Linked DNA regions of Homo sapiens: region 1 is linked to region 2. A link is an interaction called in ENCODE POLR2A ChIA-PET data of the cell type or tissue named here. Cell type or tissue: OCI-LY7. All regions are shown on one strand.

Evidence for each region. ChIA-PET counts read pairs that join two places held together with the same protein. Peaks named below come from ENCODE experiments on the same cell type or tissue, not always from the same donor. Only the 100,000 strongest peaks of a DNase experiment are listed, where the experiment ranks them.
Region 1: POLR2A ChIA-PET joins it to region 2 with 5 read pairs; 29 of 35 experiments call an interaction of 5 or more read pairs at or near these places.

What each region holds. Positions count from the first base shown.
Region 1 is chr1:244,979,957-244,982,456 of GRCh38, forward strand. All of the region lies in intron 2 of DRC8 (dynein regulatory complex subunit 8), which reads left to right. Among named protein-coding and RNA genes, the nearest start is that of EFCAB2-AS1, 10 kb to the left of the region's middle. In OCI-LY7, no CTCF peak of the experiment used is centred here; no DNase peak of the experiment used is centred here.
Region 2 is chr1:244,867,583-244,870,082 of GRCh38, forward strand. All of the region lies in intron 2 of LOC124904588 (UPF0764 protein C16orf89-like), which reads right to left. Among named protein-coding and RNA genes, the nearest start is that of HNRNPU, 4.3 kb to the left of the region's middle. RefSeq lists an enhancer at 1,089-1,688. In OCI-LY7, no CTCF peak of the experiment used is centred here; no DNase peak of the experiment used is centred here; H3K27ac peaks cover 223 bases.

The sequences.
Region 1 (2,500 bases), 110 kb after region 2:
CACTTTGGGAGGCCGAGGCAGGTGGATCACGAGGTCAGGAGATCAAGACCATTCTGGCTAACACGGTGAAACCCCGTCTCTACTAAAAAAAAAAAAAAAAAAAAAAAAAAAAATTAGCTGGGCGTGGTGGCAGGTGCCTGTAGTCCCAGGTACTTGGGAGGCTGAGGCAGGACAATGGCGTGGACCCAGGAGGTGGAGGTTGCAGTGAGCCGAGATCACGCCACTGCACTCCAGCAAGGGCAACACAGCGAGACTCCGTCTCAAAAAAAAAAAAAAAAAAGTTTTTAACAAGATGGGAGGCTGAGGCAGGATAATCACTTGAACCCGGGAGGTGGAGGTTGCAGTGAGCCAGGATTGCACCACTGAACTCCAGCGTGGCTGACAGAATGAGACTCTGTCTAAAAAATAAAAATGAAAAAATAAAAAATAAAGTTTTTTTTAGCAAGAGACAATCATATTTGTTGTCTAGAAAAATCACTTGGGCAAGTGTGCTCAGTGGATTAGATGGACTCCAGGTTTGGGACTCCAGGTTTGTCCCAGTATAGTAGTCCAGAAAGATAAAACCCTGAACCAAAGTAATGGAAGTCAGGAATGAAACAAGGAGATAGGCTAGAGGAAATGGATAGATTTTGTAATAGGACAGATATGAATATTGAGTCAGGTCAGGGACACGGTTTCTGATTGGGTAACAAAGAATAAAGAGGAATAGTAGAGTTATGTAAATAATAGTTCTAGTCTTGCACATGTTGAGTTTGGGTGCCTGTGAGGCATTCAGGTTGAGATATAACATAGGCAGCACTGTGTGCTTGGTACCTAAATATCTGTTGAATGAAAAATGAGAATGATGTGTGTTGGATCGCTTGAATGTATTCCTCTGTAAGTGGTTGTAGTCTTGGGAATGGTTGAGAATGTCCAGAAAAAATGGATACAATTTTGTTGACTGAGGCCGGGCGTGGTGGTTCACGCCTGTAATCCCAGCACCTTGGGAGGCCCAGGCGGGTGGATTACCTGAGGTAGGCAGTTCGAGACCAGCCTGACCAACATGGCAAAACCCCCTCTCTACCCAAAACACAAAAATTAGCCAGGTGTGGTGGCAGGCGTCTGTAATCCCAGCTACTTGAGAGGCTGAGGCAGGAGAATCGCTTGAACCTGGGGAGGCAGAGGTTGCAGTGAGCCGAGATCACGCCATTGCACTCCAGCCTGGATGACAGAGTGAGACTCTCTGTCCCCACCCCACCACCCCACCGCCAAAAAAAAATGTTGACTGAAAGGAGAAGTGACTAGGATCAGAACTCTGGGTAAAAATCAGTAATTGAACAGAGAAAAATAACTTGTGAATAAGATTGAAAGCACAATTGCAAAATCATGGGAAAATGAGCAAATAGTGTCACAAAAGCCAAGTAGGAAGAATTTCATGAAGGAAGCACTTAAAAATGTTGGGAAAAACTCCCCAATGGTTAACATTTATAGAGCACTTACTCTGAAGTAGGCACTGGGCTGAATGTTTTACGTGTATTATGTCCTTTAATCCTTACAATAAATCTATGTGGTAGGTGCCTCTGTTACCCGCTTTCCACAAGTAAGGAAATGGAGGCTTAGATAGGTAAAGCAGCCTTCCAGTTTCAGCTCAAAAGGTAAGCGCTTGGAAGTCATCACTCCGGTTGCTCCTGGAGCCATAAACTGCAAGAAATATTTGTTAATTTTGACAAATTGGTGGAGGCTGCGTGTGGACTGTCATGAGAGTGAGAAACTCCTGGAGGCCTGCAGTCTTAGGCGGTCCCTCACACTTCCTCCGGTTTTACTCCTAGGAACCCCACGGGGTTATTCTGGTGAAGAGCCAAGCAAGGTTGGTTTAACAGGGGAAGGGGAAAGCAACGCTTTTGAAATATGCTAGTGCATTCTTCATAAAAAGGCCAATTTCAGTGGCCGCTAGTCTGGTCTTATCTCAACGGATGGAAAAAGCTGAAAAACACTTGTGAAGGTCACAGCCCATTGACACAGGTCCACTAAAAGACTGAGATTTCATCGTAAGTTGATAGAATTCTCCTCACCCATCCCTCACCACCACATCAACAGGAATACAACTCAGACCAACTGACAGCGGCTTGCAGCTGGAAGACCTACAAGGTGGAGACTCTATTTAAGGACAAGTTCTTAGGGAAGCCTGAAGAGGAATCTGGCACCTACAGCTACAGCAAACATTAAACACAGCCCTACTCCTAGCCAGATTGGGGTAAAGCCTCACACTAGTAGCTGATTACTATCATGTCTGGCTTCCAACAAAAAATGACAAGACATGCTAATAGGCAAGAAAAACAGCCCGAAGAGACAAAGCAAGCATCAGAACCAGACTTAGATATATGATAATGGGTGTTTTGTAATTATCAAGGAATTTAAAGAACTGTGATTAATATGTTAAAGGTTCAGGCCGGGCTTGGTGACGCATGCCTGTAATCCCAGCACTTTGGGAGGCCAAGGAGGGTGGGTCACTTGAGGTTAG
Region 2 (2,500 bases):
TCGAGACCAGCCTGGCCAACATGTTGAAACCCCATCTCTACTAAAAACACAAAAAATAGCCAGGCGTGGTGGTGGCCGCCTGTAATCCCAGCTACTCAGGAGCCTGAGGCAGGAGAATCACTTGAACCTGGGAGGCGGAGGTTGCAGTGAGCTGAGACTGAGCCACTGAACTCCAGCCTGGGGGACAAAGCAAAACTTCGTCTCAAAAAAAAAAAAAAAAAAAAAAGGCCGGGCGCGGTGGCTCACGCCTATAATCCCAGCACTGTGGGAGGCCGAGGCGGGCGGATCATGAGGTCAGGAGATCAAGACCATCTTGGTTAACACAGTGAAACCCCATCTCTACTAAAAATACAAAAAATTAGCTGGGCGTGGCAGCGTGCGCCTGTAATACCAGCTACTCGGGAGGCTGAGGCAGGAGAATGGCGTGAACCCTGGAGGCGGAGCTTGCAGTGAGCCGAGATCGCACCACTGCACTCCAGCCCGGGCAACAGAGCGAGACTCCGTCTAAAAAAAAAAAAAAAAAGAAAGAAAGAAAGAAAAAGAAAAAGAGCCGGGAGCAGTGTGGGCTCAAGCCTGTAATCCCAGCACCTTGGGAGGCCAAGGCGGGCGGATCACCTGAGGTCGGGAGTTTGAGACCAGCCTGACCAACATGGTCTCTACTAAAAATACAAGATTAGCCGGGTTCGGTGGCAGGCGCCTGTAATCCCAGCTACTAGAGGGGCTCAGGCAGGAGAATCGCTTGAGCCTTGGAGGCAGAGGTTGCGGTGAGCCGAGATTGCGCCATTGCACTCCAGCCTGGGCAACAAGAGCAAAACTCCACCTCAAAAAAAAAAAAAAAGGGAAAATGAAAAAGAAAAAAAAGGACAAAGGTACACAAGGAAACTGTTGGAGGTAATGGATATGTTCATTTTCCTGAATGTGGTGATGGTAGCATGCGTGTGTATGTCTGTCCAAACTCACCAAATATGTATAGATTTATTAGTTATATGCAGGGTTTTCTTTTTTTTTGAGACAAAGTTTCACTTTGTTGCCCAGGCTGGAGTGCAGTGGAACCGTCTCAGCTCACTACAACCCCCGCCTCCCGGGTTCAAGCAATTCTTGTGCCTCAGCCTCCCTCGTAGCTGGGATCACAGGCGTTCACCACCACCCTCGGCTGATTTTTTTTTTTTTTTTTTTTTTGTATTTTTGTAGAGACAGGGTTTCACCATGTTGCCCAGGCTGGTCGTGAACTACTGAGCTCAGGCAATCCACCCATCTCGGCCTCCCAGAGTGCTAGGATTACAGGCGTGAGCCACCGTGCCCGGCCTATATGCAGTTATCGTATACCAATTATACCTCCATAAAGCTGGGGAGGTTGGGGGAGGAAGACAAAAGAATTCAGGCCTGCGGGGAATGATGGGAGTGGGTAGGAGAGGAGAGAGGGGAGAGAGGAAAACACAGATCACCAGCAGCCTCGTGGGTGGTTTTGTAAAGGACTTTGGCTTTTGCTTTCTGCTATGGACTGAACGTTTGTGTCCCCACAAAAGTCCTGTGTTGAAACCTAATCCCCCATGATATTAGGAGCTGAGGCCTTTGGAGGCAACGAGGTCATGAGCGTGGAGCCCTCATCAATGGGATTAGAAAATTTATACAGAGCTGAAGAGACCAGCGTTCGTGTCTTCTGCCCTGTGAGGACACAGCAAGAAGGTGCCCTGGGTGGGGAGGCGGGCCCTCACCAGTCACTGAGGCGCTGGGCTTCTTAGCTTCCAGAACTGCGACCAATAAGTGTCTGTTGTTTATAAGCTACTCGGCTTATGATGTTTGTTAGAAGAGCCCAAATGGACTAAAACACCTCCAGGAGGAGGGAAGACATAGAACGTTGTTAGCAGAGTGACATGAGGGGACAAGAATGCTAAATTAAAAGGACTCGAGAGGCTGTTCTATTTAACTTGGTTTTTGTTTGTTTGTTTTGATCTGGAGTGCAGTGGCGCAATTTCGGTTCACTGCAACCTCTGCCTTCCGGGTTCAAGCAATTCTCCTGCCTCAGCCTCTCTAGTAGGTGGGGTTACAGGCGTTGGCCACCACGCCCAGCTAATTATTTGTATTTTTAGTGGAGACGGGGTTTCACCATGTTGGTCAGACTGGTATTGAACTCCCGACCTCAAGGGATCCACCCGCCTTGGCCTCTCAAAGTGCTGGGATTACAGGTGTGCGCCACCTCCAGCTAATTTTTGCATTTTTAGTAGAGACAGGGGTTTGCCATGTTGGCCAGGCTAGTCTTGAACTCCTGACCTCAACTGATCCACCCACCTTGGCCTCCCAAAGTGCTGAGATTATAAGCATGAGCCACCATGCCCGGCCTTAACCCCTTTTTTTGTTTTTGTGTTTTTTGTATAGCACGATCAAGCCCAATTTAAATTAATCAAAGATGCATAAAATATACTGAGATACATTTTCCAATGTATTTTACAAAAGATGTAAGAGTCAGAAACACCTCCAAAGTATTCTGTACTAAAAGTAG